Regions from separate parts of the Homo sapiens genome. Here region 1 is linked to region 2. A link is a loop called in an ENCODE intact Hi-C map of the cell type or tissue named here. Cell type or tissue: K562. All regions are shown on one strand. Region 1 overlaps PHKB (phosphorylase kinase regulatory subunit beta). Region 2 overlaps PHKB (phosphorylase kinase regulatory subunit beta).

The links. A loop is a pair of places that touch in the nucleus more often than their neighbours do. Peaks named below come from ENCODE experiments on the same cell type or tissue, not always from the same donor. Only the 100,000 strongest peaks of a DNase experiment are listed, where the experiment ranks them.
Region 1: it touches region 2 in a loop (2.7-fold over the local background); 10 of 110 quality-filtered maps call a loop at or near these places.

Annotation. Positions count from the first base shown.
Region 1 is chr16:47,515,481-47,523,480 of GRCh38, reverse strand. PHKB (phosphorylase kinase regulatory subunit beta) reads right to left here. Exons shown (of 31, transcript NM_000293.3): 6 at 7,880-7,960. Among named protein-coding and RNA genes, the nearest start is that of PHKB, 58 kb to the right of the region's middle. In K562, no CTCF peak of the experiment used is centred here; a DNase peak (open chromatin) is centred at 3,010.
Region 2 is chr16:47,464,623-47,472,622 of GRCh38, reverse strand. All of the region lies in intron 1 of PHKB (phosphorylase kinase regulatory subunit beta), which reads right to left. Among named protein-coding and RNA genes, the nearest start is that of PHKB, 7.3 kb to the right of the region's middle. In K562, no CTCF peak of the experiment used is centred here; a DNase peak (open chromatin) is centred at 4,372; H3K4me3 peaks cover 1,996 bases.

The sequences.
Region 1 (8,000 bases), 51 kb before region 2:
GAAACTCTGCAAAGGCTAGGAGACTGATTCGTTCAAAGCATTTAAGTAAATTCCTGTTCAATCATTAACTGACCAGTAAGCTAACTCAGCAAAGACCTCAATGGCCACCTATGACAAAGAATACATAATTCACAGAAAATTTTCAGGAAAGATGCTAAACAAACAGGCAACTCCACAAATATAAACATCAACACCACCACACTTTGAAGTAGGGAGACCTGATTTCTGGAGTTAATATATTATTCTAAATGTCCAGTTTTAACAAAGAAAGATGAGACATGCAAAGAAACAAGAAATTGTGGTCTGTATATCTGAAAAATGAAATTAATAGACACTGTCCCTGATAAAGTCCAAACACTGGACTTACTAGACAAAGACTTTAAATCAAATATTCTAAATATGCTCAAAGGGCTGAAGGAAATCATGTACAAAGAACAAAAGGAACTCCTGAGAAAGATGTCACACCAAATAGACAAAATCAATAGAGACAGAAATTACTAAAAAAAAAAAAAAAAAAAATTGACTTGAAAAGGCAATAATGTGAATAACCATGTTCAATAATGTACAGAGATCATACCAAGGATGTTTTCCCACCATCATGGAATGAAATTATAAATCAGTAACAGAAAGAAATTTAAAAATTCACAAATATGTGAAAATTAAAAACTGTACTACTAAATAAACAATGGGTCAAAGAAAAACTCACGAGAGAAATCAAAAAACACATTGAGATGAATGAATAAAAAAACCACAGAATATCAAAACTAATGGCATGCAGATAAGTAGAGGGAAATTTATAATTGAAAATGCCTGTATTTTAAAAAGAAGAATGATCTCAAGTCAATAATTTAATCTTTTAGCACAAGAAACTAGAAAAAATAAGAGAAAAATGAACCTAAACCAACCAGAAGGAAAAAAATAATAAAGACTAAAAAAAAAATAAATAAAATGGAGAAGAGAAAAATAATTTTAAAAATAAAACCAAAAATTGATTTTTTGAAAAGGCTAACAAAAATCAATAAACCTTTAGCTAGGCTGACCAAGAAAAAAAGGGATAAGACTCAAACTATTAAAGGAAGGATGAAATAAGGGACATTAACATCAATCTTAGAGAAATAAAGAGGACTTAAATAGGATACTATGAACTAATATGTGCCAACAAATTAGATAATCTAGATTAAATAGACAAATTCCTGGAGAAACACAAACTACTAAAACTGACTGAAGAAGAAATAGAAAATCTGAAGAGAAATGGTAATCAAAAACATTTCCATAAAGAAAATCCCAGACCCAGCAAGCTTTACTGATAAAATCTATCAAACATTTAAAGAATTAATACCAATCCTTCAAAAAATAGAAGAGGAAACATTTCCTAACCCATCCTAGGAGTCCATTATTGGCCCTGGTACCAACACCAGACAAAGGTATCTCATCCACATATATAAACCAACAAAACACAGAATGGATATATACCAATATCCATTATGACTATTAATGTAAAAATACTCAACAAAGTATCAGCAAATGAATGCAGTGACATTTAAAAAGGATTATACATCATGACCAAGTAAGATTTATCCCAGATATTTTAGATGGGTTCAAAATAAGAAAATCAATCAATGAAGTAGTATATATTAATTAAATAAAAAACAAAGATCACATAATCATCTCAACAGATATAGAAAAAATATTAAAAATCTAACAACTTTCCATGATGAAAGCACTCAAGAAACGAGGAATAGAAGGAAACTTTCTCAATCTGATGAAGGGCATCTCCAAAAAAACCCACAGATAACATTTTTCTTTTCTTTCCTTTTTTTTTTTTGAGACGTAGTTTCGCTCTTGTTTCCCAGGCTGGAGGGCAATGGCACAATCTCAGCTTACCACAACCTCCGCCTCCCGGGTTCAAGCAATTCTCCTGTTTCAGCCTCTCCAGTAGCTGGGATTACAGGTGTACGCCACCAAGCCAAGCTAATTTTTGTATTTTTCAGTAGAGACAGGGTTTCATCACATTGGTCAGGCTGGTCTTGAACTCCTGACCTCATGTGATCCACCTGCCTCGGCTTCCCTAAGTGCTGGGATTACAGGGGTGAGCCACCGCACCCAGCCCACAGGTAACATTTAATGGTGAAAGATTAAAAGGTTTTGCCCTAAAATCAGGAACAAGACAAGGATGTCCACTCGCAGCCCTTATTTTCAAGATTGTATTGGAGCATCTATCCAGGGAAATTAGGTAAGAAAAAGATTTAAAAGCTATCCATATTGGATATGAAGAAGTAAACTATTACTATATGCAAATGACATAATATTCTACATAGAAAACCTAAAGAACTCATAAAAACGATTAAAGCTTAAACACGAGTTCAAGATTGCAGAACACAAGATCAATTTATAAAAATCAAATGAATTTCTATATGATAGCAATGAACATTCTGATAATAAAATTAAAAAGCTCCATTTAACCTAGTATACAGAATAAAATATGCAGGAAGAACTTAAAAGAATGAAAGAATAATGTATTAAAAACTACAAAACCACATTAGAAGAAATTTTAAAAGACCTATGACACCTAAAGCACAAGCAACAACAAAAAATTAGATAAATGAGACTTAATCAAAATTAATAAAAAGCTTTGAGCTTCAAATGATATTATCAAGAAAATGAAAACACAACACATTCTCTGTTTTCCCCACAATAATATGGACTGCATGATGTTACAGACTAAATTCTTTTTTCATTTTTATATTCTCACTGTTTGGCCCATTATGGAAACTCAATAAATGTTTATCAGATAGTTGTATAATCCATGCAAGGATGCATGACCAAATAGAAACAACTATACATGAATAAACCTGTAAGCCTTAGGTCTCTTTGGCTGCCTTTGAAGCTTGAATATGATGTTGCCACATGACATATATGTCACTCATATCTGTACAGGTTAAACAGAGATCTAACACTCACTGTCAGCATAGAAAATGAACTCTTGAGTCAGACTACTTGGTTTAAATCCAAGCCCTGCCACGTACTACATGTGCGACCTTGATAAGCCACTTAGTGGCTCTCTGCATTATTTTGGTCATTTGTAAAATGAAGATAGTAACTGTACCTACCTGACAGAGTTGCTGTAAGGATTAAATAAGTTTTTCTATATGCAAAGCACTTTGAACAGTGACAGCACATAAGTTCTATATAATGTTAGTCATTATTACTATTGCTACATATAATTTTAGAAACAAGGACAGTGTTATCTTTCTATTTTTAGAGGAAAAACCATCCATAAATAGTTTTGAACAACTTACTTATTTCTCTGTGTAAACTGATGACAAGCAGGAGCTAAGAATACCTTATAATGCCTCTAAGATTACTTATAGAAAAGATTTGTTCCAACTTTTGAGATAGAAACCCCTCAAGTTCAGCCTGATAACCATCTCATAGCAAAAGGTAGAATCTAGGACACAAAGCTTCCATACAACAAATAAAAGCCAGAAAAAAAATTTAATATTTTAAAGAGAAAACATGTACACAAAACATGTACACAAAAACATGTACACAACAACTTAGTAAATAGTAATAGAAAATAATAGAATAAAATACCTATCTTTAAAATAAAAGTCTTAGTGTACAAGGAAAAAAAATCCCACCTTAAAAAATCTCTCTAACGAAGTTCAACTAAAAACTACTGCTAAAAATAGCAGGCTGGCTCCTGATCATACGTAACTCCTAGTATCTAAGCCCTTGTGTAAATCCTGCCTACACTGAATAGGGATGACTTGTGTAATAAATAGGATACTGTATATAAATGTGACTTCTGAGGCTAGGTCATAAAAAGCACTGTATTTTTTTATCTCGTTTTCTTGGATCACTTGCTCTGGAGGAAACCATCTGCTATGTCATGAGGACACTCAAAGCAGCTCAGTTGGAAAGGTCTCTTGCTAATAACAGCTGGGGAGAAACTGAGGCTTCCTGCCAACAGCCATATGACTGAGCCATCTCAGAAGTGGGTCTTCCAGTCTCAGTAAACCCTTCAGATGAGTGCAGAGCCAGCTGACATCTTAAGTGCAGCTTCATGAGAGACCCCAAGCCAGCACCACCCAACTTAGCTGCTCCCATATTTCCTGACCCATGGGCTGTGAAATAATAAATGTTTAATCTTTTAAACTAAGTTCTGAGGTAGTTTGTTACATAGCAAAGATGACTAATACAATAAGAGAGAAATTCCATGTGTCATCCAATCTGAAACATGACATACTTGAAAAGAGCTGCTAGGTCATATGGTAGAAAACATCTTTGCAAAAAAAAGTAAATGACACTTGAGTTCATAAAGGGGACTTTCACAGGTCTTATGTTGAACAAGCACCTACAGTTTTGTGCACAATTTTTATTATAAGGCTTGCAACCTAAATGTGCTCTTAACAACTTCCATAAGAGACATAAAAAAGTATCTCAAACACAAAACAAAATTTCATTGTTATACAAATTTGAGGGGGTACTTTGACTTTAAATGAAGTAAGTTTCTCTGGACCCACTTCTAAATGATTTCTTTCTTATTTCTATGAATCTACTTTTAGAGTATATTTATTAATGGAGAATGTCATGAAACGAGACATGGAACGCCACGTAGCAGTTCATTACTTTGCCCCCCTCCAACAGATGTAAATAAGTTATCTCTATCAAAAGGATTGACTTAGGTAAATTTATATTTAGGTCTAAGTTTAACATATATGATGAGTTTCTCTCTAGATGAAGAAAGCAAACAGCAGTACAAGGGCAGAACTACAGAACTTTGTCTTTTTCAAAGTTTTTATTTTTAATAAAAAATGAGTATGACCAATATACACAGCAAGACTATTACAGACACTAGGAAATACTGATACCAAGGAAACATGGTACGCCTGTGTAGGCAACGAAAGATGTTAGAAAATTAGCATACATTACTGTGCCTGCCCTTAGAAAATACATTCTGCAGCAAAGTTCATCACCACAAACATGGCCACTCAGTAGGTTCACTGCCCCTTTGTAAAGGTGCACATGACCCTTAAGACCATGGCCCTCTCCCAAAGGAACTACAGTATAGATACAAATTTTATAAAAACAACAGAACCAGTAAAGGTATGATGAGCTGCAAAACAAAGGCTTATCAAAAACCCCAAAGTCCAGACAATGCAGTACCTATATTTCATTACATATGTATGTGTATGTGTGTGTGTGTGCACATATGTATATCTCCAAACTCTGAATTCTTCAATCCTAAGAAAAAGAAGCATTAGGGCAAATTTTAAATTTTATAGTAAATAGAGAAGGAAATAAACGGTAATCCCACTGACATCCTGGGTCCTTAGATTGTCTTAAAATGTGAGTATAACTAGGAACTGAAGATGTGGTAGGGTTATGAACTAGCCAAACCAGAGCCTAAGATACAGTTAAAAAAGAAAAGGCTTCCAAGTCATACCACTTTTCAAAGAATTGAATCCTCTGAGATCTTTAGATAAAAAGAATTTCATTAACTGATTCTATGCAGGTCCATTTACTGCCTCTCCATATGATCCAACACATTATACAGAATCTCAAGGAAAAAGATGGTGAGCGGAAATGACATGTTTTATTACTCTAGGATTTTTAAGTGTACATATTGAAGGCTATTGATAATTAGCTGCATAAAAACTTCACATATAGTAAATAAAAACCATAAGGCCAAGAAAAACCACAAATAAGAAATTTTTTTAAAAAAAGCAGTTTAAGAAGGTAAGGAACTATCCAAAAATTTTAAAGCTTACATAAGCCATATAAAACCAAATGGAATGGCTAAAGTGATATAATATTCATGAAAAATGGCAGTTGACAAATAAAAATACAAAATGAATTATGACATATATTGAGAAAGCAAAAAGTAAAATTTTTACAATTAAAAATAAATTACTAAACAAGGCCAGGTGCAGTGGCTCCCAGATGTAATCCCAGTACTTTAGGAGACTGAGGTGGGCTGATTGCTTGAGCCCAGGAGATCGAGAACAGCCTGGGCAACATGGTAAACCCATCTCTACAAAAAATACAAAAGAAATTAGCCGGGCATGGTGGTGTGCATCTGCAGTCCCAGCTACTGAGGAGGCTGAGGTGGGAGAATCACCTGAGCCCAGGAAGTTGAGGCTGCAATGAGCTGAAACGGTGTTACTGCACTCCAGCCTGGGCAGACAGAGTGATACACTGTCTCAAAAAAAAAAAAAAAAATTACTGAACAAAACAAAGCCACTTGTAAGCAATATTAGTTGCCACTAATTGTAAACGGTTATCATAAGATGTTCCACAGGGATCTAGGATATTTCTCCCAGTGCTTTGGAGATATTATGGGTGGAAAAATTGAGAAGCTAAGTGGGCTGGTTCTGGAAGGCCTCCTCTCCTCAGTCAGAGTCATGCTTCTTTTATTTGTTTTATATATTGGCATGCTCTTTAAGATTGATCTAAAACAGGAGTTTCCCAGCTCCTTTCCCTTATTTGTTTTATATTTTAGCATGCTCCTTAAAATTGGACTAAAACAGGAGTTTCCCAGCTCCTCCCTGATCCCAAATGCTTGAATAATCCCACTTCACAATATTATAAACACTAACAATTATTTGGATGAAATGAAACCATAGAATTCTTTGACAAATCAAATAGAAGAAACCATACTGGGTATTATTAATTTCTTACGACCATAATTTCTTCTTCATTATTTATCTTCACTTCTAAATAGAATTTATTTATTGTATGAGACTATAAACTCATACACTATAAGTGTGTATGAGAATATAAACTACTAGAGGGCAGGGCTACATGCACCTATTTTGTAGTACCCTCAGTACGGTCCAATGACAATTTTGGTGTTGAGTGTCTGATGTAATTGTTCTCCCTTGCATGGATCACAGGAGAGGAATAGTAACAAACATATATAGTACATCTACCCTTTCACAGAGTTCTCACTGCATGTACCAAACAATAAAAGCTTTTTTGCTCCCACTATGGCACATTTCAAAGTACATCAGCGCATGTGCTTGTGTGTTTGTTCAAGCATTAATGCCTGTGAAAGAAATGCTTCTCATCTTTGGGATATGAATTCTTTACAATTTTCCTAATAAGAATAAGAACATGGTATTTGTCTTTTGAAAAACATGAAGAATCCTACTGAGATCCTACAAATAAAAATAATATAACAGGATAAAAGTTTCTCTTTACTTTTCAAAGGGTGAGTTATGAAATGCAACGATGTAAAACAAAAGAAAGAGGCCGGGCACGGTGGCTCACTCCTGTAATCCCAGCACTTTGGGAGGCCGAGGTGGGCGGATCACAAGGTCAGGAGATCAAGACTGCCTTGGCCAACATGGTGAAACCCCGTCTCTACTAAAATACAAAAAATTAGCCAGGCGTAGTGGCACATGCCTATAATCCCAGATACTTTGGAGGCTGAGGCAGGGGAATCGCTTGAACCTGGGAGGCAGAGGTTGCAGTGAGCTGAGATCATACCACTGCACTCCAGCCCCGTGACAGAGCAAGACTCCATCTCAAAAAAAAAAAAAAAGACAATAATTGAGAAAATCTGCAAATGTTATTTTGCTTTCATTGTTACTAAAATTTTTTAAAAGTTACATGTTTTATTTTAGATCACCTGAAATAGAGTCTTCACGGGAGTAAAGTTTTACAACCTGTTACACATTGTGTTCATTTTAAAAGTGCAATGCATTGAAGATATAAAGACTTTTTCATTCAACAACCAACATCTACTATCTGATTATATAAATGTAACAGGAATACATTTTACATAAACTAAAAATAAGTTGTGAAAACTAAAAAAAAAAATAGATATTTTCAGAGGTGAAATTTAGTAATAGAAAATTTGGGGAAAGCATACCTCATCAGTGTTGTAGATAATCTGGAGTCCTGAGGAAATCATTTCCACAAGGTAAAGGAGATAAAGTGACACTGCATTTATCTGCAACAAACAGAAACATTAAAAGGTTAAAGGAAACAAC
Region 2 (8,000 bases):
TTTTAGTAGAGACGAGGTTTCACTGTGTTAGCCAGAATGGTCTCGATCTCCTGATCTCGTGATCCGCCCGTCTCGGCCTCCCAAAGTGCTGCGATTACAGGCGTGAGCCACCGCACCCAGCCTAATTTTTGTATTTTTTGTAGAGATGGTTTCGTCATGTTGCACAGGCTAGTCTCAAATTGGGCTCAAGCAGCCCGCCTGCCTTGGCCTTTTGAAGTGCTAGGATTACAGGCATGAGCCACCGCAATGGGCAGTTGTTTTCTAATCAGGGATTTGAAAATAGATGTGTCCCAAAACCATAAAAGATATGTCTTAATTGCATATATTTTCTAAAAGTCCATTATCTGTTCAGAGGTAAATTAAATGTCTAAATGCATCCTTCTGCCTGAATCAAGCAAAGAATCAAGGACCTTGTGTAGCTTTGCAGACTATTCCTCAGAATAGAAGGGTCAATATGCCATTTTAAAATGTGAAAACAGAATAGCATCATGATATAAAACTAACTGTATCTAAGATTTTACTATATATACACACACATGTATTTCGCACATATACTTTTTATTTTTTGAGACGGAGTCTCTCTCTGTCACCCAGGCTGGAGTGCAGTGGTGCAATCTCAGCTCAATGCAAGACCCGCCTCCCGGGTTCACGCCATTCTCCTGCCTCAGCCTTGCGAGTAGCTGGGACTACAGGCGCCCGCCACCATACCCGGCTAATTTCTTTGTATTTTTAGTAGAGAGGGGGTTTCACCACGTTAGCCAGGGTGGTCTCGATCTCCTGACCTCGTGACACATATACATTTTATATTTGTATATATGCACCTTAATTAATTATGCATTAGAACCTACCTACCATTTATACCTCTGATTCAATAAACTCACTTTCTAAAGTTAGTTTATTCTCCGTTTAACAGGAAATGGGCCACAGGAATATTCTTCCAAAAGTGAGTTTACTGAGTCAGAGATATGTAGATTCTAATGCATAATCAAGGTGGCCACATCTTCTGAATCCAGAATGATGATATACTCAATATCTGTGCCTTCACAGCCATTCACTATCAAACATAGATTGAGTGGCCCTATGCACCCAGCATGGTGCCAGGTGTTAAACATAGAGCTATATGACACACAGCTTCGGCCATGAGGTTGCTCCCCGCCTTTTTGTCACCTTCCAGTCTATTTTTACATAACAGACAGAGAATCATCATAAAATACTAATCCAGCCTTACAACTCCACTGCTTCAAATTTTCACCTTCCCTTCCATTTATAATAAAATTCAAACATCTTCAAGGCTCCCAAGACCCTGCCCATCCCAGGCCTTCCTCTCACCCATTCCTGTCATTCACAATGCTTTACCCATAATGGCCTTTTCAGTACGCTTTAAATACCCAGCTCTATCTAGCCCCAGGATCCTCAGCCTAGAGTCCTCCTTACCCCAACTTCTCCACTGATTCCTATTTCTAGGAGTTAAATATCACTTCCAGAGAGGCTTTCCTTGAAGTCCCTACTTCAACCCTGCAGGAGACAGAGAGCTGATGAGTGGTGTTAAGTAACCACTTAAGGGTTAGTTCATTTTAGAAAAATCACCCAGGCAACAATAGTGTGCATTGACTAGGGTGATTGTACAAGGAGAGGTTATGGCTCTAGTAGCAAAGTTCAGTAGGAAACAACTGGAGGAATCCAGGAGAGAGACAGAGTGAATGTATACAAAAGCACTGGTCGCCTTGAGTTCTGCATAAATTCCATCAGGCTATTAGCTCTCTCAACCACTATTATTTATTACAAACTTCCTACATCAGAGAGGTCCAATAAACATCAGTTAATTAGAAATGAATGAAAGAAGAACAATAAACATCAAGAAGACATCAGTAGTAACCACTGTTGTTTATTTATGGAGTACTAGGCACTATAGATGAAGAGAAGGAAGGCAGCAGTGGCTGGGTAATAGGGTCTGCCAGAGTTTGGGTGACTTTAAGTAAGTTACTTTACTTCCCTGTGCTGTGAGTTTTTCAAAAGGGAATAGTAATAACACCTACAAAAGAGGATGTTGGGAACAGGCCCCCAAAATCTGGCCATAAACCAGCCCCAAAACTGGCCATAAACAAAATCTCTGCAGCACTGCGATACGTTCATGATGGCCATAACGCCCACTCTGGAAAGTTGTGGGTTTAAGGAATGAGGGCAAGGAACACCTGGCCCGCCCAGGGCCTAAAACCGCTTAAAGGCATTCTTAAGCCATACAACAATAGCATGAGGGATCTGTGCCTTAAAGACATGCTCCTGCTGCAGTTAACTTGCCCAACCCATTCCTTTAATTCGGCCCATCCCTTGTTTCCCATAAAGGATACTTATAGTTAATTTAATATCTACAGAAACAATGCTAATGACTGGCTTGCTGTGAATAAATACGTGGGTAAATCTCTGTTAGAGGCTCTCAGCTCTGAAGGCTGTGAGACCCCTGATTTCCCACTTCACACCTCTGTATTTCTGTGTGTGTGTCTTTAATTCCTCTAGCGCCGCTGGGTTAGGGTCTCCCCAACCAAACTGGTCTAGGCAAGAGGATTTCTGTGAGATTTAAATGTAAAGCACTACTTGTAACACATTAAGTACTCAATAAAGATTAGCTGCTTAAAAAGTTGTCACTGCTGTCATCATAGCATGAAAAATCATTATTATCATTAGTACTACTACTACCACCACTAGGTACTTCCAGACATTACTTCATCTTCACAAAAGAACTTATGAGGGATATACTATTATCTCCACTCCATAGTATGGAAAATTAAGTGCAAAACATTAGACACAATTTGTTTGGTTTTAGGGGGAAAAACATTTTGTTTATTTATTTCTAATAATTTCAAATTTTGTTTTAGGTTTAGGGGTACACGTGCAAGTTTGTTACCTGGGTATATTACGTGATGCTGAGGTTTGGGGTGTGAATGATCCCATCATTCAGGCAGTGAATAAAGAACCCAACAGTTAGTTTTTCAACCCCTGCCCTGCCCCTCTCCCTCACTCTCCCCTCTAGCAATCCCCAGTTTCTACTGTTGCCATGTTTATGTCCATGAGTACCCAATGTTTAGCTCCCACTTAGGAGAACATGCAGTAGTATTTGGTTTTCTGTTCTTGTGTTAATTCACTTAGGATAATGGCCTCCAGCTGTATTCATGTTGCTGCAAAGGACATGATTTCATTCTTTCCACAGCTGTGAATTATTCCCTGGTGTATATGTACCACATTTTCTTTATCCAACCCACTGTTTTTGGGCACCTAGGTTGATTCCATGTCTTTGCTATTGAGTTCACAGTTTGTAAGATTCAATACTAGTATTTGAACCTAGTTGTACGAGTCTAACATCTATATAATAACCATATTATGACACTGTCTCTCAAAAGAAGCAGGACAGTCTCCAGTGTGATAGATATTATATGATTTACTGAACATTTTTTATGTTCCAGGCACTCTTCTGGACTTTAGGGATACAGCTATGCACAAAACAAGTAAGTCTCTGCTTTTATATAGCTTATATTCTAGTGGATGAAGATGAACAGGAAAACTAAGAAGGGGGAAAAATTACCTAATAATAAGGACACTACAGAGAATTAAAATTAAGAGTGATGTGTCTGGGGGCTACTTAGATTGGGTGGGCAGAAAAAGCCTTTCTAAAGAGGCTACATTTAAGATAAGAACCTAAAACTCAACCAGAAGGAACAAGCTACCCAAACAGCAGTATAGAGAGCTTTCCAGGCAGATAAAATAGCTATTAGAGAGAGCCTAAAAAGCTATACTACAGAGCCTAAAGTGCAAATTAGATTGCATCTTATGGACCCAAAGATAGCAGTGGAGAAGAAGAGGAGAATTCTGTGAGGAGGTCAGAGGGGCAGGCAAAAGCCATGTCACCTGGGACTTTGTCATTCAAAGGAAGGGAATGTAGAATTTATTTTTATTTATTTATTTATTTTATTTTGTGAGACACAGTTTCGATCTTGTTGCCCAGGCTGGAGTGCAATGGCACGATCTCAGCTCACTGCAACCTCCACCTCCTGGGTTCAAGCGATTCTTCTGTCTCAGCTTCCCGAGTAGCTGAGATTACAGGCGCATGCCACCATACCTGGCTAATTTTTTGTATTATTAGTAGAGACAGGGTTTCACCATGTTGGCCAGGCTGATCTCGAACTTCTGACCTCAGGTAACCCACCCACCTTGGCCTCCCACAGTGCTGGGATTATAGGCGTGAGCCTGGGATTGTAGATTTTATGCTAAGTAATGACAGATACAATAGGAGGGCCTTAAGCAGGAAAGTGACATGAGCTGACTTGCATTTCTTAAAGACCCATCTCACTGCTTGACAGAGAACAGACTGTAGTGAGATAAGAATGAGGAAACAGGAATTCAGGCTATTTCTGTAGTGTGGACCAGAGATAAAAGTGGCTTGGACTAGGGAGGTAGGAGTACAGCTGAAGAAAAACAAATTTGGTATGTGTTTTAGAGGTGGAGTAGAAAGATTTACAGATTAACTGAATAAAAAGGTTGAAGGAAAGAGAGGAATAACCTTTTTAGCTTGAGTAGCTGGAAGAATAATGGTTTAGTTTAATGAAATGAAGTATATTTAAGGAAGAACATGATTGGGATAAGAATAAGAGTAGAAAATAAGAGTTCTGTTTTGTTCCGGTTACATTTGAAATGCCCACCATATACCCATTTGGAAATGTGCATAGATACCTGGATCAGAATCAGAAATTCTAGGGAGTTCCTCTTACTCTCTCATTTCACAAAAGACTGAAGATAAAACAGCACAAGGAAAATCGCTTTTAGAATGCACAATGTGAGTACTGGTGATAATCTAAAGCAGTGAGACAAGCTGTTGTGCTCTTCATGAAACCACTTCACTTATGAAATGTGAAGCATCATTTTTGCTGAGCATAATGACACAGCCTGAGGGTCAATAAGCTTCATGCCAAGGGGGTTAAGTCATATGATATGGCCTCTATTTCCTAAATCTTATAAGATTACAGGGCAGGTCCTAGTAAGAGGTCAGAGGTCCAAGTAGGATACAATTAAGGAGTGCTTCTGAGAATTCCATGCTACATGAAGCGAGCACAGTGCATATCTGAGACAAAAATATCTTTTAAGTATACGTAAAATAACAACTGCTCTACCTGCAATCTAATAGGAGTTTCCATGGAAACTATCAGAAACAATTTCTTTAGAGTTACAGTGATTACTGACAAAAATAAGATGGACGTAGAGTAAAATAAAAGCTAAATTTACAAAATGGAGTGGACCATATTAAATAGTACAGCTCTATTAATATTAAATTCTGAGTAATCTGATTCAAGCTAGTTGTATTTAAGCATGACAGATTTACTTAAAATGGCTATTTTGAGGGTAGATACCAAAATGAGAGAGATAAGAAATCATATTTGTTGTATATAAGTCATTAGTCTTTAATACACATCAGCAATATTGTAAAAGACACATATTTTTAGGAAAGATAACTAAAATTTATTGCGCAGTTACTAAATATCAGGTGTTTTGCATATAACATCTTGTTTGATCTTCACAATAATCTCTCCTGGTAGGTTTTATTAACATCATTTTTACAAAGCAAGAAGCTGAATCTCAAAAAGATATAGCTTCCTCAGGATCAAATAGGTAGTAAACAACAGAGCCTGAATCAGACCCAGGTGTACGTGAACACCAAATGTACACCCTTTCATTAGGCTCTTAAAGGAGGCCACAACCCACAAGAGTTCAGGAGACTCGGGCCTGTGTTCTCTTCCAATCACAAGAATCTTTTTGATTAGTTGACGGTTAGATTAGTTAACTGAAAACAAGACTGCTATATAAATTCCTTAAAAAAAACAATATCAGGCATATACAATTGAAAGTTTTGTTTTGCCCAGAATATACAATAAAATTTTAACAGGTACTGATTTGCCCATCAAATTAAATTAACAAAAGAAAGTTAATCAAAGAACATAAAGAGAAACAAGTAAATGAAAAGACTCAAGTCCTATGTTGAAGCTCACTTACCAGCTGGCTGATAAACTTAGGGAGCCAAGGTAGATAAGCTCATGAGCCATTATAAAAAGGAATAACCTCTTAAATTATCTTTGTCATTTAAGAATAAAAGCAAAAATGCCAAGCCGTTTCCTACCTCATCACAATATGCTATAACCATTATTCCAAGTAACTGAACTGTATTGCCAAGGTGATTGCTACAGCTGACCAACTATGCTAACTTAATATAACTGTAGTGGCCACATGAGAAACGGAAGCAATCTAAGGTATTGAATGCTACATTCCTTCTCTAATAATTATTTATTTTGGCTGTTGAATTTCTTTATAAATTCTTGGTTTTGTACATTTGACTCCAAGGGTCTTTAAAGAAAAACCTGAATATCTAGATCCCTCTTTTAGTTTAAGCAGTCAAAACAAATTTCTTTCAACCACAGCAAATACTAGTACATTAGTAGTAACAGCACAACTCAAGTATGCACACACAGAAATACAGGATTCACACTAAATTCCATAAAGAGGAGAAACAAAGAAAAAACAAAAAGCAGAAACATATCCAGAAGGAATATGAAGGGTTAAAATACATAAAACAATGCAGGTACATTGAAAATAAATTTTTCAAAATCAAGATACTACTGGCTTTCACTTTTGGCAATACTGGATAGTTTCTGGCCAAAGTACCAATGAAAAGCTCAGCTGTGAAGCAAGGATGTGCTTTAAAATAATTGTCAAATGAAATCGCACAATAAAACATATGCCTATAAAGATAATGTCCAAAGAACTACAATAGGGGAAAGCAAATCATTTCCAATATAAATGGAGTATTTCTAAATAAGTAAGAAATTATAAATGCAAACCACTCAGAGTACTTAAATGCAAACACGACAGGCCACATTCAAAACACAATGCAAAGTTAAGCCTAACACCAGCAGGTATGGTACTTATTATTTTAACAGATACAAATTTTAAGTGTGTCTTTATAGTTTTACTAAGTTTTGGTTAGATGAACTCCCAAAAAAGTGTCAACATTGAAAGTAATGTATAAAGAATCATTCTTCAAAACGGATTATAACACTAAAGTTTGATATTTTTCTAGTCTGTTTCTTGGTGCATTCTATTTCAATTTGATGATACAGTACAGGAAAAGCGTCTTGTATATACCTTCAAACACTCTATGTAATGTTAAAGCACAGTTCTTGGGTTTAGAAATTTTCAGGACTGTTGATGCATAAAAGCTATCTTTAAACATTCTATTTCCCCATTACTACTGAATGACTGTGCTAGTGCTTAAAACCACTTTCCTTCTTAGTAGAAAAGCCAAGATGGAAAACAGAGCTTGGTGCTTATAAGGAAAGAAAACAGAGTCTAGAGATATATGTCCTCCTGTTCTTTTAGTTCAAAGATAAAATCAGAAATCAATTGGCATTGTTACATGTAATATTTTGTCATTTAGCAGATGACACCTAGAAATAGAAATCATTTTAGTTCCTTAAAGAGTTTTTGTTTTCTCCTGTTTGATTCTTCCTTAAGTTATTTCTTATTTATTTTCTTTAAGATTTTCCTCCTCTATCTTGCCAGAACAGGACTTGAAATATAAACGAAAATGAATGAAGAGGGAGAAACACTTCTGAAAGGCTATGGTGAAGCCAAGGAGTTTTCACTGTGTTTGGGGGTGCTCATCTCACATTTGCCTGTTCATGAGTCCTGAGGCTTGAAATATTCTGCTTAAGAGGCATTATAGAAAAGGTAATCTCTTACCAGCAGGCTTCTCCGAGTTTTCTAGTACATAATAGGTTTTAAATGGCCCAAGTTAGGCCACAACTACAGAAAAGGGCTGTAAATGCTTCAGTTTTCATTTCAGCTATGTGGCCACCTAACTAAATGTGTGGCTTGTTCTGTAAAGTGACACTGAATACATCCAAAGGCCTGGTTGCTAATGGGAATGCATAGGTAATCATGTCTGGGTCCATGAATCACCC